Linked DNA regions of Mus musculus: region 2 is linked to region 1. Evidence: chromatin loops called from intact Hi-C (ENCODE). Cell type or tissue: heart. All regions are shown on one strand. Links, peaks and the distances in the headings refer to the core of each region. The heading gives the core; the rest is flanking DNA.

Region 1 (10,934 bases), core at 2,017-7,016:
CTGACTTCAGTCCCTACCTACATCCTACACTGTGGCTGGAGAGAAACCAACTCATGCAAATTGCCCTGTGACCCCAACATGCATGTGAAACACAGACCACACACACATACACACACCTATGCTCATACAGACAAAATCATTAACCTTTACAAATTTTAAATTACCCATTCCAGGGCTGGAGTGGTGGCTTACTGAGTATTGGCTGTTCTTCCAGAAGACCTGGGTTTGATTCCCAGCACCCACATGGTGGCTCACAGCTATCAATAACTGCAGTTGTGATGCTCTCTTCCGACCTCCACAGCCACCAAAACACACACACACACACACACACACGAAGGGAAGGAGCAGGCAAAATACCCATACACATAAAAGTCGAATGTTAAAATGATGCAGTTCATGGTGTTTTACTATGGACTGCGACAGACTGGTTGGGGGGGGGGGTTGAGGAACTGTTCCACATGAAGAATGGACTCTCACCTCAGGGAACTGAACACTAACATTAAAGAAACTGGCACAGTGGGTGAAACTGACCCCAAGGGCTATGAACAGAGCTGAGCTGGTTCCCATTGAGAAGGTGGAGGGAGTGGCTGAGTTAGGATGTAGGAGCAGCTGATTTGTGGGCTCTGTGGAATTATACTGGGGAAAAGGCAACTGTTCGTGCATCTGTTTTAGAAGTTAAGGTGAAGCCGGGCGTGGTGGCGCACGCCTTTAATCCCAACACTCGGGAGGCAGAGGCCAGCCTGGTCTACAGAGTTCCAGGACAGCCAGGGCTATACAGAGAAACCCTGTCTCGAAAAAACAAACAAAAAAAAACCACCAACAACAAAAAAGTTAAGGTGACAAACTCCACACGCAGACATAGGGCCAAGAGCGTGTGGCCATGTAGCAGGGTAACCCAGGTGCTGCTGCAGTGGCACAGAGGTCAGCAGCAAGTGCCTGAAAACCAAGAGTGAGGACCCAGGCAACACGGGAATGTGCGAAGCAGTGTGGAGGGGAACAAGGAAAGGGGATTTCACATCTTACTAGAGATGCCTGTGTGTTTAGCAGGAAATGGTCTATGTGGTAGAGATGCCTGTGTGTCTAGCAGGAAACGGTCTATGTAGAGTTTGCTAATGTTACCAGAGAAGTCAGTGTCAAAACCTGGGCCCTAAGCAGCCTTAAAAAGCTAGGCTTGCCCGCTCATTTTCAGTAGGATAGATAGTTAAAGAGACTTGTTGGGAAAAGCAGACGAGATTAAATTCAATGTGGTCACATTAGGAAGCAAACAAATGAGCTCTGCTGACTCCCGAACCGTCAAGTCTACCTTTGGAGTACTAACTGGAAGGCGAGATTTAGAGAGAAGACAAGAGGTATGTATAAACTAAGCAATCCTGGTTAACTCTAGTCCCACACATCATTGGCAAAACTCCAGTGTGGTCTGTAAGGTGGTCTCAAGTTGAAACTGTGTAAAGTCTCTTCCTAAGAGACAAGTTCCTCCTCTGGCTAGCACCTACTTATCATTAACTGTCAGCTTGGTACATCTCAGAGTCACTTGAGAAACGAGCGTACATTGGGCAACTGTCATTATTGGTTGTTCTGTAAATCCGTCTGTGAAGAGTTGGCCTGATTGGGAACTGAAGGTTAAAGGGACCACCGCATGGCCAGGTGGCTCTGGGTTAAAAGTGAGTTAGTTCGAGGCTGGCCTTGTCCTCAGAACAAGTTCTAGGACCTGTCCTCACCTCCCCCCGGAAAAAAAAAAAAAAAGCCTAAATAAAAACTTTAAAGCAAGTTAGTGACCCACCAAGCAGGTATCTTCTATGGCTTTCTCGCTAGGCTTCTGCTCTGATTTCCCTTCATGAAGGGATACAAGACTTAAACTCAGAACATCAGTACAATTCTTACAAGGGTTGGCCTTGAGCGGGGACATGGGGAGCTGGTCCACTGAAATAGAAGGGAAGCTTTTTAAAAATATATGATTTATTATTATTTCTGAGTATACCATAGCTGTCTTCAGACACACCAGAAGAATGCATCAGATCCCATTACAGATGGTTGTGAGACACCACGTGGTTGCTGGGAATTAAACTCAGGACCTCTGGAAAAGCAGTCACTGTTCTTAACCACTGAGCCATCTCTCCAGCCTGCAGAAGGGAGTTTGTTTGTTTTGCTGTTGTCTTTAAAGATGGTGGGAGATTTGAGCTTTCTGAGCAACTTAGTTAAAAGATGAGGTCATGAATTACAAATGAAAGCAATGGCATTCTCTCCCAGTTTCAGGAGTATGGAAGATCCCAGCCCTCCCAACAACAGTATACCACCCCCCTAAGGAAAGAGGTTTTTCTTTAAATGGTGAGTGACAAGGGCCTCATCTTCCATGGGATGCCACCTGCCACAGGTGACAGCCTGGAGTCTACAGAAAGTAGCTGCATTTCTGTTTCCTGTGACAGGCTCTCTCTACACCATGAGAAGGCATCAAACGGGATACACTGCATTAAACTACACTGCTCTGCAGAACTATGGCTGCAGGAAGCACCACTGGCTTAGGCGATGGTACTCCACCGCTTCCCAGCTGGCTGGCTGCACGTAGCTGGAGGGCAAGGAGCTGGCTGAAAGTAGACACCCATAACAGAAATTCTACCTCCACCTACATGCCAAAAGAGACATAGGCATGCCGTGTAGGTGTGAGGAATATTCCCGAGGAGGATGCAAAGCCAGCAGAGGCAGGTAAGCAGGGGCTCCCACTGGCAGTGTCGCCATCCTATGCAGATCTCAGGGCCACAAGTCAATGCTTCTGGAAGGACAGGAAAGTAACCCCAGTAGCAGGTGAGGAAGGGTGGGTCACTTCAGTTTACTGTTGGTGGCTTGCAGATTTGTAGGACCCTTAAAAATGCAACTGAAAGTTTTAAAAGGTAAGTGTTGAAAACATTTTGAGACAGTCTTACCAAAAATCCTACTACCCAGCCCCCTGAATGCTGGCATTAGAAACACGTTCCACCCTGCAGGGTGTCATGTATTTTGACTCTGCAATTCTGCTTCAAAAATTTAGCCATCAGCAAAATTCACCTAGTCTGAGCAGTAAGGCCAGCTACTCCCGGCCGCACTGTTTTCCATGCTGAAAAACAGAAACCAGGAATTATCCTCACCTGCCTGAAGTGTTGCTAGATGCAAATGTGAGCAGAGAAGTGAGAAAACCCCAGCACACGCTCTCACTCCTTAAGATTTTATTTTTTTAAATGTGTTTGTTTCTGTATGTGGATTTGTACATATGAGTGCAAGTGCCCACGGAAGCAAGAGGGTGTTCGGTCCCCTGGGGCTAGGGTTATAAATAGTCTGTCCCTAACGTGGGACTCTAAACTCGGATTGTCCGGAAGAACTGTACATGGACCTAACTGCTGAGCGGTCTCCATAAAATATGGCCAAATTGAAACTAGAAAGGTTCTGGCACTCATTCCAAATTCGAATTCATCCTCACCCCAGGACTAACTTTTCCTGCCGGCCCAACACCTTCTTCTCAAACATTCCACACTGCAGCCAAGAGGGAGCTTGCAAAAACATCCCTCCAACCAGTCACCCCAGGATAGCCCGTGAGCCCTCTACAAGCAATGTCCCTATTACCCTACTTATCGCTGTACCTTCAGTCTGGCACCGTGTGGGACACTCAAAACTGCGTCTGATGGACGCAATGTACAGATAAATGTGGGATCAGCGAGAACAGCAAGATCCAAGTGGAGAGGCAATCAAATGTGGGTACGTGTGTGTAAGGTGGACGTGCTGACATACGCCTTCCATGCCAGCACTGGAAAGGTGGAGGCAGGAGCATCAGAGTTGGGACTCAGCACGGCTACCCGGCATCCAAACCAAAGAGCAAGCGGATGGCAGCAGGTACCCCGTAGGAATGAGACAAAGCGCATGCAGAAAACGGAGAAGAGTTCAAAGTCAACAGGATATCAGCTCAGCACAGCTGCACCAGAACACGGCAGCAGGACAAGGGCGGCCCCGGGAAGGTCTCTGCCATCTCGGCAGGGCGGAGATCTCCGCAAGGCGCAGCCTCCACGGCGCACGTGACTGGATGAGTCACCGCGCCAGGAAGCCGCACGAAACCTCGGTTCGGCAGCTCGAACGCAGGCTGACTTAGGACAAGGCAGCGACGTCTAGAGGAAGCCGCAGAGGGGGCCGCGTCCCTTGGCGGGAGGGGAGTGAGGGCCGCGGACGGCCCGGACCCAAGCTTAGACGCTTGGCCCACGGCACACAGGACAGGGAGACCGACTACCTTCACCTAAACGCTGGCGCAGGGAAATGACGCAGCGCATCGACCAATCGGGAAGTGTCTGACTCTGAATCTCGCGATATTCACGGGAGGAAAATGAGCCAATCGCAATGCCCCTTCTTCCAGGCCGCGGTGATTGGCTTGAGGACTCACATGATCGTTCGAGGCCACACGTGACCGCTCCCCTGGCGACACGTGATCGACCTGCCACTCTGCAGAAGTGGCTTCTGGACAGCGGCAAACAGGCGTCCGTGGAACTGAACGGCAGGTCCTGGGTTACAGCCCCGTCACTTTCCACTTGATAGGCGGGGTTGGTGACCAGGGTCCCATGTGACCCCCGTCATGGAACCCCGAGACGCGACCGTAGCGTGGATAGGACAGGGCCAACCTGTCCCCTGTAGCAGCTCTGAGAACTGAAGTAGGTGGGAGGCTGGGGATGCCGAGAGATTAACGAAAGAAACCAGTAAGCAGGGTCAGGAAACTCGTCCCACCTAAGTGGCGTGTACCGGACACGTGGTAACGTAAAGAGGTAGAGGTGCTTGCTATGTAAATAACTATGGAGGACCAGAACTCACATAGATGAGGACTTTGAGCACCCCGTCTTTCCCACTACCACTCACTGGGTGCCTCTTTCTTTCCTTCTTTCTCTAATTTACTCATAAGACAGGGTCTCGCCTTGGCTAGCCTTATTGTCTGTCTGTCTGTCTGTCTATAAAACAGAGTCTCTTCTTGGCTGACCTGGAACTCACTGTGTAGACCCTAAACTCAAGAGATGTCCCTGCCTCTGCCCTAAGAATAAAGGCGTGCACTTCCTGGCTTGACTTCTGTCTCCCTCTCTCCTTTCTTTGTAGTAAACTGCCTGTCTCCGACTCTGTCCCTGAGTCTTACTGTTCTAGGGCTCAAAAATCTGGAAATTTGTGCTGATTCCCTCCAGGGTCATAGCCATGCCTGTTCCAAGGAAGCCCTAGCGATGTCTGTTTCCCACTGCTTCCTGCCCAAGATACTGGTAACCCTGGAAGGTAGCCCTGGTGTGGGGGTGCTGTCAGAAGCATGGACACAATTCTCTCTCTCCATGATGTTAGAATTTCCTGAATAATAAATTGGCAGTCTGCATCCCTTGTATTGATGTAATTTGTTGAGTAGTTTTGTTCTCACTCTCTTAATAAATAATAACTCTTGGGTCACACATTACACCTCACAATGCAATGTAAATTACAGAATGGCTATTCAAGGTTAGAGTTCACAGAGGCCTTCCTGGAGGCAGAGGCAGATAGCTGCTACAACATTTGCTGGTTTGGTTTGCTTGGTTTTGTTCATTTGATTTTCCAAGATAGGGTTTCTGTGTAGCTTTGGCTGTCCTGGAATTCATTCTAGACCAGGCTAGCCTCAAATCCACAGAGACCTACCTGCCTCTGCCTCCCAAGTGTTGGGGTTAAGGGACTATACCACCACCATCTGGCACAAATACAGTATTTAGGGATTAAGGAGTCCAAGTGGATAGCTGTTGGGGGCATGGAGCTCAGAACCTGAGAGATCAGGGATCTAGGCCGCAGGTGTAGTGTTCAGGTGTAAGACAGGTATAGCTTCAAGTAGATAGGTGGATTGTCAGCCGTTCACGCACGTAGGAGGTGACGGGCCGGGCTGAAGCCCTAGGTAAAGTTCAGAGGTCTCTGCTTCAGCGGGTGGTCATCACGATGTCAGGCACCCTCCTTACAGGGTCCATGTTCGGGTGTTGTGCCTCGTGGCGGCCCTCCATTGGTCAGTGCATTTGACCAGTTTGAAACCCGGTTTTTCTGCTGTTTTTATTCAGCCCATATGCTCATGTTTTCGTGTGCTTTGATAAGCCTGGAGAATGCTGGCATTTTACCTTTAGGAATAAAGTTGGTATTAGTGTGTGTCTATGGTGATGTAGGTGGAGGTTTATGGTATTATTAGGTAGTACTGGGCAGGAAGTGGTCTCTGGGTGCATGACAAGGTCAGGGTCACCCCGTCTCTGCATTTGCACTCCTCATGGAGTTAAGTCATGCTTGTGACTTGGAGTCACATTGTGAGTACTCTGGGAAGCAGCTTGTGGGTCCTGGGGAGCAACCTCAAGTTGTCTGGTTCACTTTAAGATTACGTAAATTGCATCACACACACATACACCCAAAACATCCCATGAGCCCCTCTTTGTTCTCTTTCAAATTCATGGCCTCTTATTTCATTAGTTGTTATTACATGCATATAGGTATAAATACACACAGTCCTGAATATAACCTGCTTATGTTAGCCATATGTACGTTTTCAGGGCTTTGGATAAACAGTTTGTTATTTGATAGAAAACAAACGCTTGTCTAGGGAAGACTGTCTCCCACTCCCAGCATTCCCTAGTTGCCTGTAGTTCTTTGTGTAGGATTAAGGCCACTCACCTGAGCACAGACTTTCTACCCTCTCTTCTACAATGTCCCCTGAGCCGTGGATACAGGGTGTTGTGTACCATTGGGTTCCACAATTCTGCATTTGGATTAGATGTGACTCTTTTGTAATGATCCCCATCTCTTGTAAAAAGAAGTTCCTGAGGACGGGTGAGGGCCACAGTTACGTGTGGATATGAGGACAAATGCTTAGATTGGTATGAACTATGTTGTTTTAGTAAAGTAGTGGTTGTAGGTTCTCCACAATCCAAGATCAATAGCATTTAATAGGTAGGTTTCCAGCACATAGCATATTCTCCATCTCGTTGAGTGGATCTTAGATCCATTTAGAGAGTTATGAGTAACTGCCAAGTTATGTGTGCCACTGCTGCACCCTGAGGGTTATCACGCCATGCTGGTCATTGCTGTGGTCCATAGGCATCAGAGCTAAGTAGATCTGTTGCTCGCCTCCCTCCTTTGGAAGTGTATGTGGTGCCTTTGGGTACCGTGGAAACAAGTACTCTGGGAGGAGGCTGTCAGGTCTGTTCCAGCTCAGGAGCTTCTGGACCCTGGTTTTGGAGTGTGTGGCATGTCTAGCAATAGGGTAAGCTTGTTGGTTTTGTTTTATAGATTTTTTATGTGTTCTTTTTGGGGGAGGCAGGGGTGATCTCACGTAGGCAAGACCAGGTGATGTAGCTAGGAATGACCTTGAACTTGTCATCCTCTGCAAGAACCATCCTAGTGCTGGCTTCAGAAACACGCAGGAAAAAAAAAAAAGAAAGAAAAAAACACGCAGGATCATGTGGTGCTGGGCTGAAGCTGAAAATCTCATGCACTTACGGGAAGCTGAGTTGCACTGCATGATTCTATTGAAGTAGATTAAGATTTTAAAAGAGACCAATTATTAGATAGTGATTTATTGGCTTACTCGATGATTTGCTGTTTGTACAACCTGTTAGCCAAGAGTGACTTCATGTGCTACCTGAAGCAGAAAAGCCCTGGAGAGATACCTGAAATGATGGGTTGTTGCCCTTAGCAACCTGCTGACTGCCACATAACCTTCTGCAAAATCTTACTTGCCTGCCCACCCCACCTTGTGGTTTTTGGTTTTTTTTTTTTGGTTTTTTGAGACAGGGTTTCTCTGTATAGTCTTGGCTGTCCTGGAACTCACTTTGTAGACCAGGCTGGCCTCGAACTCAGAAATCCGCCTGCCTCTGCCTCCCAAGTGCTGGGATTAAAGGCGTGCGCCACCATGCCCGGCTCCACCTTGTGGTTTTACAGTATGAAATGAGAATATAAACTAGACCCAGAAGGAGGCTTTTCACGGTCAGAAACCATCCTGGTTTCAGTCCACTAGTGACATCTTTCACTGTCACTGGTCTTGGAGTGCTTATTTTAGGAAAAATTCCTGCAACATTTTTGGAGGCCCAGTGAGATCTCACTCCAACCCCAGTTGGCCCACAGAGGCTTCTGTCCCTGGGCCTCTTAGCCCACTGAAAGTCTCTGGAAATGGAAAGAACACAGTCTGGACTGGATCCCAAGGACCTCTCAGTGACTAAAGGGACTGTGAAATGCAGGACCAGAGCCTCTGACTGGAAAAGGATGAGACTAGGTTGGATGTCCAGACCAGGTAAGGACCCTGGGGATAGGCAAGAAGCACCAGTTGTGGGCTTGACCACTCTGCAGGAGATTGCAGCCCATCCAAAGCCGCGATGGGACACTGAGGACGTGACACTAGGCTCCACATAAAAGCCTCAAAAGGATACTGATGCATTCGTACTGGCCTCCAGAGAAATAGACAGACTAGAAATGTTTTAGAATAATCTATTTTACGTGCATTAGTGTTTTGCTTACATATATATGAAGGTGTCAGATCTCTAGAACTAGAGCCACAGACAGCAGTGAGCTGCCGTGTAGGTGCTGAGAACCGAGCCTGGGTCTTCTGGAAAGGCAGCTAGCATCACCAGTCGCCTAACCATCTCTCCTGCCCCACATACTAGCACTTTAAGCTTGGAATGTATAACTTGGAAATGCACGATGAATGTGTAGGTGCTTGTAATGGCCCCCTAGCCCTGTGGCGGTGGGATCTGACTGGGCTTCAACCTGCGGTTCCTCTGAGGTCTTTCATCTGAACGGACAGGCAAGTCTCATGAGAAAAAATTAGTAAGCACAGAGTTATATCTTCAGCCCTAAAGTAAGACGTCTTAAGTCACAGTGAGGTGGAGGGAAGGCAGGTGAAGCAGGCACCTGTCTGAGGAAAAAGCTGGTCTTTGCCGCACCACCCTATGTACCTACCACACAGGTGAGGTACACCCGAAACTCCTGTTTATGAAACGCTCTGGTCTTGGGGTCTGCATGGCCCTTATGTGAGACCTGTTCAGTCCTGTGAAGACACCAAGGAAGCACCCCTGTTAACACAGAGAACGAAAGCTTGCACTACATGGTGCCAAGGCAGGCAGTTATAAGACCACCTCATCCTGACCAAGGGAAATGCCGGGTCACCCCTTCATCCAAGACCATGGCAACTGTATCATCCAGCCACATAACGTACCTGAAGAGGAGGGAGTGCCCTCCATGACTGGAGAGATTTTATTATAAAGGACTTTCTCCTCACCGTCAGCCTTGAAGAATGAGCCACTTCCCAATTCAGATATGGGACTTTTTACTGATGGGAGCCAAAGTTTACAACGGGGAATATCCTTCTCAGCAGCAGCCTCAAAGGTGAAAGATTTGGAGAAAGGAGGCTCCTTACCTCAGTGGGAAAAGAAATTAAAAACAGACCAAACTCTCTAGGGGGAGGGACTGTAGCAATGGTGCTCTTCTCTCAACAATCAACAGAGCTAGAACCTTATTATACCAGCATACATTTCCTTTCTACCTTGGGTTTGTGTAAGCAAGAGTTCTTCCTGCAGGTGGTTCTCGTAAGTGGGATCCTTGCAGGCTTCTGAGGACAGTATTTGCATTGATGATTATTGATGGATGACTAGTAAACAGCAGCATTGCACTACATCAATCAGTCATCTAAAGAGAATTTGAGGTTTCCACAGTAAACCTTAGCTGCTCATGTATCTTACATTTGGGGTCACTGGGAAGTTTTGGAAAGCAGAGTTTTCATATTCATCTTTTATTTAATTTTCCTTTTCTGTGAAATGGAGAGCATCAGCCATTCCCATATTATATTTGAAAGAAAGCATTTAACAAAACCTTCGGGATATTTATTTGCCTTTAACACTAACTATGTAAAATTGATGTGTTCTCTGAGGTGTAGGAGGTAATTGTGTTAAGTGCCTCAGAGAGCATGCAGCTTGACAATACAAATGAAAATGGTTGCTGGGATAGTAGACTAACACTTTCAATAAAAACATGACATACTTAAGAAAATAACCAACAGAGCAAGTGAACAGACAATCAATGAGGGTCGGGGATAAGTCCAGGGTTACAGTCCTGAGCACTTGCTAAGAATGCACAATACGCTGAGTTCACTTTGAAACACAATAAGCAGAGGAGGAGGAGGAGGAGGAGGAGGAGGAGGAGGGTGAACAAGGAGGAGAAGAAAGATATAGAAGAATTAAAAAAAAAAAACTCCCAATCAACCTGGAATTTTCTAGAACACTTACTCAACCTCTGTAGCACACCCCAATACCCCTCTGATGTTGGGAGCCAGCAGGTACCGCTGCACTGTACATCAGGCTGCAGAGTCACTGGTTCAAGACCAAAGAGAGCTGAACACCAAGCCTTGGGCCACAGCCTCTTTAAGAGGAGGGAAGGAAAGGGTCCGCAGAGCCTGGCTGAGGACGACTGTGCCAAGTATCTCAGCGTGTCAAGCAAGAGAAGGCCAAAACCCAGCCACTGGCTTTGTCCAGGCGCAGAGGGTTGGTGATATTGACCACTCTTGCTGGGAACATAAGGGCTGGGTAGGTGTCTTGGGGTTTCCATTGCTGTGAAGAGACACCATGACCATGCCTCCTCCTGGAGGCAACCAGGAGGAGACTGGCTACTGCAAGCAGCCAATAGGTTCTCTTCCACATGGAGCTTGGGCATAGGACCTCAAAGCCCATCCCCATAGGGACACACTTCCTCCAATATGACCACACCTATTCCAACATTGCCACACCCCCTAATATTGTCCCTCCCTGGGCCAAGTATATCCAGACCACTACAGGAGAGCTGGAAGTGTTCAGGACAGGGCTAATTGTGTTTATTCCCAAGGAGTTTGCTGGAAAGAGCAGCAGAAATGTGGTGCTTGCAGAGATGTGACATAGTCTGTCTGTCTGTCTGTCTGTCTCTCTCTCTCTCTC
Region 2 (10,934 bases), core at 1,969-6,968, 110 kb before region 1:
CAGAGCGGGAAAGTACTGGAAACTGGAAGTCCACAAACATAATTACCTCAGAAGGCGTCAAAATCCTAAGTGCTGTCAACCAAAAGTATAAAAAGTCTTTGAAGGAATTGGCAGTGGGGAGTTCATGGTATTAGATTCCAGTGAATTTTTGGACACGTTGTTAAATATTGTAGATAATAAAAGACAAACTAGGTAAACTGTGCTATGTCACCCTTAAAACCTCAGTGTGTGTGAGGGTGCACAGTCGTCAGAATGGGCAGCCTACAGAGGAGAGGGAAATATTTGCAAATGACAAGCCTGATAACAGATTGATATCTTGACCATATGAACTCCTACACATGCACAACAGCGAAACAACTTCATTTAAATATATAGAAGACTCAAGTGGACATTTCTCAGAATATACACTAATGACCCATAGGCCCAAGCATACAGGCTCAGCATCACTAATCATTAATGATGCAAATGAAAACTACCTCGAGATTACACGCAAACCAGTGTTGCTGACGGAAGAGGACGGGGACTTGTGTGCTGTTGGTAGGAACAGCAGATGGTACAAGAACTTTAACAACCATATGGAGGTACCTCACAGAGTTTAGAGTGGATTTACTCCATTCCACGTCAGGGCACCCATCTGAAAGATTCTAGACCACTGAGGTGCACACGTGAAAATGGTTAGTTAGGATGGGGCTGGCACGGTGGCTCAGGAGATGACACATGCTAGAAGAAAAGGTCTGGTTCCTGTAGGTGGGTCCTCTGTTTCATGGCGTGGTATGTGTGTGTGTGTGGGGGGGGGGGGGCACAGACCCAGGTAAATGTAATAAAGAATAGATTTTGTGTTACGTGTCATATTTCAGCCCAGTTGTAAAATATGTTTTTAGTGAACTGTTTCATCCATGGTTATTTTATTTCTAGAATGGGTTCTTTCTTTTTTTTTTTTCCCCCCGAGACAGGGTTTCTCTGTGTAGCCCTGGCTGTCCTGGAACTCACTCTGTAGACTAGGCTGGCCTCGAACTCAGAAATCCGCCTGCCTCTGCCTCCCGAGTGCTGGGATTAAAGGCATGCGCCACCAAGCCCGGCTTAGAATGGGTTCTTAAAGTAAAATTACTAAGCAAAGCCTCTCGGTGCCTGTTGCCTGACTGTTTTCTAAGCCAGTGAGCAGTCGATAGCTCTGTTGTCAAAGCTCTGGCACAACGCAGTTACTGTTCTCTGTATCATTAGAGTTGGGTGGATAAGATGGCTCAGTGGGCAAAAGTGCTGCTGTCACCCCTAGGCTCTGACCCCTGGGACCGACATAGCAGGAAAGGGGAACTGACTCTTGAACTGTTCTCTGACCCTCACATTTGTCCCTTGACATGTGTGCACTAAATAAATACAGACATTTGTAAAAAAAATTATCATTGCCCTAATAGATAAAAACACTCTGCCTTGCAGTTTCTGATTGTTCATAGTTTTGTTTTTTTACACAAACTTGATCATTTAAATCCTAAGGGCTTAATGTTTTTCTAATAAATTTTATTAATCTGTATTTATATTTTCTTTGGTTGGAGGGAGATGTGGAAAAGGTCAGGGTTATTTGAATTGGTCTTAATTCTGGTGAGTGGGTATTGGTGGCACACGCCTTTAATCCCAGCACTCAGGAGGCAGAAGCAGGCAGATCTCTTGAGACCAGGCCAGTCTGGTACACAGAGTGAGTTTCAGGACAGCCAGGGCTACTCAAAGCCTACCTGGAAAAGCAAAAACCAACAGAGTAGATTCTTGTGAGACACAGAGTAACTGTTTTCAGATCTGCTCAGGGTCCATCAGGCGCTGGCCTATAGCTGTAGGGTTGATCCCTCATCCTGTCTGAAGATCCCTCTTCTTGTAAAAGCTGTGGGGTTGGAGAAGTCGTGGCTTGTCTTGGTTTGCTTGTCTCATTCCCAGCGGGTTTTTTGGTGCGAGGAAGGGCTTGAGTTGACTGTTTGCGAATCACTTACGTGCTGTCTTCTGGGGACTGTTCATATGATTCCCCCCATCCGTCGACTTGGTTTATTCTTCATGGTCTGAGAGCGTTTGTTGGTGTTGGGTCACTGCTCCTGTCCCCTGCTCTCCTGTGATGTATGTCTCTTTTTGTATAGGCTTACTGTGTAGTCTGTCCTGAGTTCCTCCTGCCTCAGCTGGATGCTGAGAGTATGGTGTGCCTGCCTTATATCTAGTGCGGCATGTTTTATAGTCTTAGAAGTCTTTAAAAACTACTTTGTATGCCTAAGGTTTCCAAGAGTATGGGAGAAATCACTAATAAGGTTTGAAATCCTTTGATGTAAGATCATTAGGAAAAATACATCAAAAAGTGTCTTCGCTCTTTTGCCTTTGAATTTGTCTATGTTATATAAAGCTGTTAGGCATCTCCTCTCCTGCCTGTCTGTATTCCAGTTCATGAGCATAGCTCTAGTGTATGCTAGCCCCCATCTCACCTCGGATGACATAGGAAATTATTGGCAGGCAGAAGTGTCTGCTTGTGGCCCCTTAGCCCCTTCCCACATTGCTGTTTGTGTCTGCTGAGTCCCTCTGGATCACTCCTCACTCAGGGGGTGACTTGAGGGAAGTGACGTTTGCCCTCAGCACCACCTGCAGGTCTTGAGAGGCAGTGGGGGCGGGGAGGTTGTAGGGATGGAGTTAGTTGAGAAACTCCTGGAGACAAGTGGGCAGGCAGAATCTCATTTACATTACCTTGCTATCCAAGCAGCAGCTGCTCCAGTCGCCCACAACTGCAGTGCAGAGAACACCATCAGGCGTCTTCCACTTGAGTGTTAGAGAGAGTACACTAGGACTGAGGTCACTCGCCTGGCATGCCCTGCCCCCATGCTCTGCTGAGCTGTAGAATCCCGCAGCATCTTTGGCTCTGAAGGAAAGAGGAGAGGGATTCAGATAGACTTTTTTCTTCCTGTTGAACTACCTTAGCAGCTACTGAGAAGGTAAGATCCGTTCTTGTTGGTGAATGGCTGTAAGTGTTCGTTCATTCACTGCAGTGTATCAGGCTAGACCCACAGACGTCATGGAGCCGTGTGTCAGACGTGTCTGGGAGTTAAAGGCGTTTATTTGTCCCGTTCTTGAATTGAGCATTATAAAGTGGCACAGCATAATTCCAGAGATGTTTCTCCGAAGGGAAGACTTTTCCTGAAAAGTCCTGAAAGCGGTCTCCTCCCACTCTCACTGCCTCCCTGCAGACCGGCAGCAGGCATTATCTTGCCAGCATCCTGACAGTGCTCTGACTCCGAAAGGCTCTCTTCTCTGAGAATAGTTTTTTATGTTAATTCTTTTTTGTTTTAAAAATATGAATAGTAGTATAATAAATGAATAGAAAAAACCTCTTAATTAATTTAAAGAAAGCATAACTTAAGGAATCTAACATAATAACATTTTTAAACTACAAAAAATAGAATGGGCCAGACAGACAGCTTAGTGAGTAAAGGCATTTGCCGCCAATTCTGAAGATCCAAGTTTGATTCCTGGGACCAAGGGTGGAAAGAAAGAACTGTTTCCCACAGGTTGTCCTCTGACCTCCACATGAGCTGTGGAGACACACACACACACACCTGACATTGTGTTTTCTTCTCATGCCCCCGCCTCTGTTTTGTGCCTTTTAAAGGTTTTCATAGCTGTGGAGTAGACACACCTTCGTCTGTAGCACTTCCTGACTATTAACTATTAAGCAGCTCCTCCACAGATTTTTAACCCTCATTTTTCTGGGCTGGGGGAGGAAACAAGGTCTCAGGAAGAAGCCGGTGTCCGATTATAGATCCCTCAGTTGCCCTGGTGATAGTAAGGAGGCTGAGCACAAGGCAGAGCCCAGACCGGTTGGTCGGTCGGTTGGAGCTTTTAGTATTTAAATAGATAACCCCTTGCTTCCTGGAAACTGGGGTGCCAGCATGCTCTGCTCAGGCTGGAAGTCTAGCAATGGCAGAGGTTTGCCTAGTGAGCACCAGGCCCTAGGCTCACCCCCTAGTTCTGTTTTAAAAAAAAGGAGAAAAAAACCCTAAATGAATAAAATAAGAGCTGAGAGGTAGAGGGCACAGGACAGGTTGGCGTACGGCACCACTGAACTGGGGGGAACCAGTTTGGGGAACGGTAGATCTTGGAGACGGAGCGTGCCTGTGTTCCTTTCTTCTGGCCGCTCTTGGCGTCATTTATGTGCTCTCTGACGGGGCTGCGGCCCCCGGTGCCACCCTCTAAGAGCTGGGATTCTTACCTAAAAGTTAGTGAGAAATGAAGACTCTGGAAAGCCGGAAAATGCCCAGGTTTTTAATGCACACACACTGACAGCCAAACAGAACGCTCTTTCCGCTTGCAGGCTTTTTTTTTTTTTTTTCCCCCAGTGTCATTTTAAGTTGCAGCTTCTGGCCAATCAGCGAGCTCCATGCCTAGTGACATCACGAAGCAGCCAGTTCCCTCCAGCTGCAGAGAGCTTCAGTTTGTCTTTTTTTTTTTTTAAACTAAAATGGAGGCTGGTTTCTTGCCTTAAGGAGTACAGCGCCCTTCCCGCTGGAGCCTAGATGTTGACATGTAATAAAGCGGGCAGCGGGATGGTGGTGGATGCGGCCAGCTCCAACGGGCCTTTCCAGCCCGTGGCCCTTCTCCACATTCGAGGTGAGTTATTGTGTGTTCTACTGACCGGAACCTTCCGTGGGTAGTTAATAAATGGCTATTGTGCTTTGGATGGGAAAAGCAGGAAGTCTAACCAGCAGAGTCCCCTTCACGTTGACGGGACTGCGCCTGGGCAGGCCAGGGGTGTCACCTCCAATCGGTGGGCATTTTACACATTACTTACGGGGCCTGAGGCTCAGGAGGCCTTGCACGCAGAGTTCAAAGCTGGTTTTTCTGCTTTCTCGCTGCTCTCCCATCCCCCTTTCGAGGCTGTGCTGATGTCAAAGGATGTGAAGTCACTGCCCGGGGAAGGAAAGGGGCGGGCCAGCCGGGCCCGGCTAAGTTGTCTGTTCACTGAGTTTGAGTTACCTTGGTGTTAGTGTTGGGTAATACTGCAAGGGTTTTGCCTCGGTCACAGCTCTGAATTAAGGATGAACTGCAGGCAGAGAATGTGCAGAATTGATGAGAGGAGAACTTCATTTTGGAAGATGTGTGCTCTAGCCATGCAGCCTGAAGGGAGCTAGGCTCCTGCGTGAACCCCTGAGATCTGCCGGGGTTCTGGTTGTTAAATGCTAGGCTCTTAGCTTTACAGTGGTTGCCTGTGCTTTGCATTGACAAAGGCGTTGTTAAGATTTAAAAGGGCAACAAGTTTTCAGTGTGCATGTAGGTCACGGGAATGGCTGGCCTGTCGGAAGCAAATGTGTAGCTTTTTCTCCAGCCTCCTTGAACTGCTGTAGAAGTTGGCTTCCACAGTGGTTAAATGTAAGATGGCCAGAAGAAGCAAAGGGTGACCACAGGTGCCTCGGCTGCAGAACCCAGCAGCAGTATGTATGTTGATTCTGAGCCATTGGCTAATGAGCAGTGACTTGACTGGATTGCAGGTACAAGTCCTATATTAATACATGTAAGGAGGTCCCTTATGGGTATTTTTTTTTAATTTTTAAGTTTTTATGTATGTGTATATTTTGCGTGTGTGTATGTATGTATGTGGACCACATGCATGTCTGCTGGTGCCCAGAGAGTCAGAAGAAGGCTTCCTGTCCTCCAGAACTGGACTCAGGGATGCTCATGAACCAGCACGCAGGTGCTCGGAACTGAGGCCAGCTCCTCCCCAACAGCAACAAGTGCTCCTCACCACTGAGCCACGTCGGCAACCTCAACAACCCCTTTGGTTTGTGAGCCTGCTGGTGCTTATTAGACACCTGATACTCTACTTCTTCTTGGAATTATGAATTTGTTCAAAAATAGAATCATTTGGTTTTACATTTTATAAATAGAATGATTAATTTATGGGAGGCCCTGTTCCACACTTTACCGTGCCCATCACAGAGCGTCCTCCCTGAGCTGCTCAGTGTCTAACTGTCAAGGAAGGTGCCGCGCCTGGTCCTCAAGGTTTTCAGAAAGAAACCTGTAGCCACCTAAAAATGGCTTGTAATGCAAACGGCTGGAATAGCTCCTAATTTTAAGTCTCAAGGAATACTTGATTTCCTCATGAAGACTTCTTAAAGCAGACATGTTAATGTTATTGTTCTAATGACCTGGCTGTGTGAGCCAAGTGCTGAAGGTCATTTAAAATGACTAAAATACAGCCTCTTCCCCCAGAGTCCCCTGCTGGAGAGGGACAGAGGACAGACAGGAAGAGACACCTGTGGGCAGGGAGCCCTGGGGAGCACAGGAACTGGGGTGCTGGGAAGGAAGGAAGAAGACGCAGGAGAGGGTGGCCCTCCATCCTACGCCTCCTTGAGGCAGAGGGATCTTTCACTCCAAAGGGAATACAGCCTGCCCAAGACCACATAGCCCTCAAATGGTAGGACTAGAGTCCAAGTCTAGGAAGCTGTTTTATCTTGTTTGCAATCTTTATAAGTCACTTTTGGAGAGAAATTGTGGCTGTTGGCCGAACGTCTTGCAAGAGGATTACAGTTTGCTCCCCATTGCCTGGTCAGGGCTTTAGTTCAATGGCCCTGTTTTGCATGACAGTTGTATACCCAGAGTTCATTTCTTATTCATTTTGCATACCTTGTGTTTGGCAAGTTTGACAGCCACACTCTAGGCTGATCCTGACTTGGTCCTTGAGCAGATGCAGTGGCCTGCTTTCCCCGTGGGTGGGGGCACTGGGATAGGGGCAGTCAAGTCGCAGTGAGTGCTGCTGCTCACCTGACGTTTGCTCCCAGTTAGTTCGGTAGCTGGTGATGCTGACAGTGATTAATGTGGCGAATTCACCATTCCCAAAAGTTCAAGTTCAAGTGTCAAGGGAAGACGGTTTAACCAGTGCAGGCCTGACTGCCTTCGGGGAGAGCGATGGCTGTAAATTTAGCTTGATGACACAGCTCCTGCACTCACAGGCTGTCCAAGAGAGCAGTCTCCCAAGATGGAAACACACTTTGTGATGTCCACTCTACTAGCCCGTGGCCACATGTGACCATCTAGCACTTAAAACTCTTTATCTTAGATAAGTGTCAGCCAGGGTTATCAAATTGGACAGCAAAGGTCTAGTCTGGAATTGGCACTCTTTCAACTAAAGTCCAGACTGTAAATATTTTTGGCCCTGAGCAAAAGCAGCTACAGCGGTAAATGAAGAGGCCTGCCTGTCGACCCACAAAGTCTTATTTACACATGCAGGGAGCAGGCTGGGTCTGCTCATGGGTTCCGGCCTCCAGACCTGTTCTTGCTACTGCTGCTTGTCTGAGCTTCTGTGAAGACCATGGATCACTCCTGCCCTCCGTGGAGGACCCATCTCAGAGCTAGGCTTCAGGCAGAGACAGCTCAGCCAGGAAGATGCCAGCCACCAGAGAAGGAAGCAGGACAGGCAGTCTAGAACCTCTTCCTGTTGACCTGTATTCAGGGCCATCAGAAAGCCTTGCACCTGATAACCTTGTGCTGATTCATTTCTTAGAAACTTCCTGGGTGACAGTGGGAACACCCAGCTCGCAGCAGGAGAGCTGGTGGTCCTTTTTAAAGTAGCCTCTTTGTCCTAGGAAGTGGGGTTTAATGAAGAGAGCCCCTCTCTGTGGCAGATCCTCGCTGGGTCATGGGTTGGTGGACATTCACTCTGCCAGTAAGAACTTAAACCAGGCAGGAAGCAAGTGAAGTGGATGAGCCCTGTCCTCCATTTCCTAGCACGACAGTGTGACCGTGACTGCGCAGTGTGGGTGGGAGGGGGCACTCAGGACGGGCCTGAGGTAGATGCTGCGTGAGCAGACCAGGGCCCACTGCTACCCACATTCTCCAAACAGGGAAGGGAAGCTGCCCGCCTGCCCGAGTGAGACTGTAAAGGACGCCCTCTCTGGTTGCCATGAGCTGTCTGTCACTCACCCTCTGAGTGGCAGAGTTTAGGAATGACCAGTACACTCTTCCTGTGCATGTGTGTGCCCTGTGGCAGGCATCCTGGAGAAGGTGCACTCACACTTGCATGCCTGCATGTGTGCGTGCGTGCGTGCGTGTGTGCTGCAGGAATTAGTTCTGCCCTTGGAGTTGGGGAGGCTACTCACATGGTTGCTTTATAGTAGAAGCCATTTCTGGTTTATTTTTTCACTGAGACATGTTAATTGTGTAGAAGAATAAGAGGGAAAGCTGAGGAAAGAATGAGAGAAGCTTGGCAGGTAGTAATCACATGGCACCCATGGCACCCATGAAGCCCAGGGTTCAGTCCCCAGCTTCTCATGGAGCACTCTGGCAGTGGAGGCAGGAAGAAGAGAAGCTCTCTCAGGACAACAGCCCCGGCTCTGGAAAATCTGGGTTAGGTGTCTGGGGAGGGCTGGATGGGGTGTTTGGACCTAGGAAGAGAATTGGCGGCAAGGGCGAGGCTGGAGTGCCTGTGAGTCCTCACCCCACGTTGATTTGTTCCATGTTTGTCCCGCAGTGCCGTGCTGGCTCAAGGAGCACCGGCTCACTCACTCGTTCTCGCTCTCTCTCACTCTTGCTCTCCGTGCTCCAGCCTGCTGGGGAGCAGCTATCCTGCGGTGTCTGTCTGAACCTCAGTCCACCCAGCCTGGGGGCCAACTATGTGGGTACTGCCTCGGTTATGTGGGTACTGCCTCGGCTGTTTGTCCCAGCGCAGAGGCAGCATTGTCTTGTTAGTTTCAGGACCAAGGCCACATCCACCTGTTCCACTTTTCCTTTTGAGTCCTTCCAGTGCCAAAAGACATTATTCCTCCTCCCCCCACCCTTTGGAGAGAACAGGGAGCGAGCGCCCTCTGCAGGATTACAGAAATGCAATGAGTCTAAGACAGTCAGAGCCCAGCACAGCTCCTGTCACAGAATCACGAGGTGAGGGGACAGTCCCCTCGTATCCCTACATGCTCACTGTCTCCTGCACATAGGACTTTGTGTCTTGTGATGCCTGGGGAGCAGCAGTTGTTTCTTACCTGAGAGAGTAGGGCTTGCTGTGGGTTATACACTTTTTGTTTGTTTGTTTGTTTGTTTGTTTGTTTGTTTGTTTGTTTTTCGTACACATTTTAAGATTTTTGTATATGTGTGTCTGTGTGAGTATGTGCATATGAGTGCTGGAGCCCCAGGAGACCACAAGAGGGCACCGGACCTTCCGTTCCTGGATTTACAGGTAGTGTGAGCCACTAGACAATGGTGCTAGGACAGACTCAGATCCTCTACAAGAGCAGACATGCGTTTAATGACAGAGCCCTCCCTCCAGCCCAGAGCTGTTTGTTAAACCACGTGATGCTATGTACTCCTAGCCCTCTGGAAGGTTAAGGCAGGTAGGATTATGCTAAGATCAGGGCCAGTCTGAGGTGCATCGTCACTTTAAGGTCAGCCTGGGCTATGTAGCAAAAACAAACCAGTCATGCTCAAGAGATGGCTCCACAGGTAAAGGAGCCGCCGAGTCTGGCAACTCAACTTCAGTCCTTGGATTCACACAGTGAAAGGAGAGAACCAGTTCCCACAAGTTGTCCTCTGACCTTTGTACATAGGCCACACACACACACACACACACACATACACACACACACATACACACACACACACACCCATACACACACACACACATACACACATACACATACACACACACACACACACACACACACACATACACACACTCACTCTTAAATTTTTTGTAATGTAATTTTGAAAACGTTTTAAAGTCTTCCTTTTTAAGTTTGACAAGACCAAAGCAAGCAAAGTCACTACATACTGAGCAGATAGAAGACTGGTTTTATTTTAGGTTCGTGAATTATCCATAAATCAAAAAATGGTTCTAGTTTAAGAATGCAGGCTAAAGTGTAATGGTTAGACGCAATGAGTAAATGCAGATCAGCTTCTTGTTTGTGAAAATACCAAGCTCAGGGGCCCAACAAGATGCGCAGAGGGAGGGGCTGATGATCTGAGTTTTGTCTCAGCAACCCGTGTGCCGAAGCAGAGAATGGAATCTTGAAACTTGTCCTCTGCCCTCTGACATATGTGCACACATGTTCCGAAATATATTTAAAATGTTATTTTAAAATATCTACAAAATGAAGCTGTGTTGGAGTGGTGCTGTTCTGTAATTCTGGTGCTGCAAGACTGATGTCAAAGGACCAAAAACTCAAGACTAGCCTGAGATGCTTGTAAGTTCAGGGCCAACCTGGGGCTACATTGTGACACATACCTGCAGTGAAACCTGCTAACTGTGGACTGGGGCAGTTGGGGAGCACTGTGTGCTGCAGGGCCCTGGTGCTGTGGATGTCCTTGCTTCTCTGGGTGTGGTAAAGATGGGGATTTTGTAACTTACTGCCAGGGAATGGAGACTAAAGTGTCTTATTAGTGACGCATCAGGATGTCTGCACCTTGCTCGGGTGGTAAAGGGGCCGCTAAGTCTAAGGCAGCATGCTGATGCACAGAGCGGAGGATGCAGGGAAGGAGACACCCCAGTACCCATTCACGGGGACAAAGGCTTTACATTCTTCAGGATGTTTGAAAGACGAACTTCAGAGTGTGACAGACCTGTCACAGCACAGGAATTGCTCCCGACCTGGTCACAGCTGCCATGTGTGTTGGCTGTTTTACCCCCTGGTTGCTAACTCACAGCGGCTGCATGGCCCCCGTGTATTTTGGGGTCCATGCTTGATTTGATATTGACAGCATTCTTACTGGCCTTACACAGTAACTAGCTGCCCTTAAGGTTCTCAAGGAGATAAAACCAAGGTTTCCTCTGAGCTTCAGGGTAAGGATAAAGACACGCGATTAGATCCAAAACCTTGGTTATATCTGGCAGGGGAGCCCTTCTCTGTACCTAGAAATAGGAAAATTAAGGGATTTACCTTTTCAGTGTTTGTGAGAGGAATAAACAAGTAAATATAAGCCAAGAGCTTCGAATG

The links. Peaks named below come from ENCODE experiments on the same cell type or tissue, not always from the same donor. Only the 100,000 strongest peaks of a DNase experiment are listed, where the experiment ranks them.
Region 2: it touches region 1 in a loop (5-fold over the local background); 2 of 42 quality-filtered maps call a loop at or near these places.

The regions. Positions count from the first base shown.
Region 1 is chr12:110,587,327-110,598,260 of GRCm38, forward strand. It overlaps B930059L03Rik (RIKEN cDNA B930059L03 gene), which reads left to right and starts at 4,048. Exons shown (of 1, transcript NR_033340.1): 1 at 4,048-5,353. It overlaps Gm35558 (a long non-coding RNA gene), which reads right to left. Exons shown (of 2, transcript XR_381950.4): 2 at 9,282-10,934. In heart, for the core only: no CTCF peak of the experiment used is centred there; a DNase peak (open chromatin) is centred at 4,355; H3K4me3 peaks cover 2,431 bases; H3K27ac peaks cover 2,135 bases.
Region 2 is chr12:110,481,327-110,492,260 of GRCm38, forward strand. All of the region lies in intron 3 of Ppp2r5c (protein phosphatase 2, regulatory subunit B', gamma), which reads left to right. It overlaps Gm19605 (predicted gene, 19605), which reads right to left and starts at 4,310. Exons shown (of 6, transcript NR_168658.1): 1 at 4,229-4,310; 2 at 2,710-2,881. In heart, for the core only: no CTCF peak of the experiment used is centred there; DNase peaks (open chromatin) are centred at 4,395 and 4,795; H3K4me3 peaks cover 4,297 bases; H3K27ac peaks cover 3,834 bases.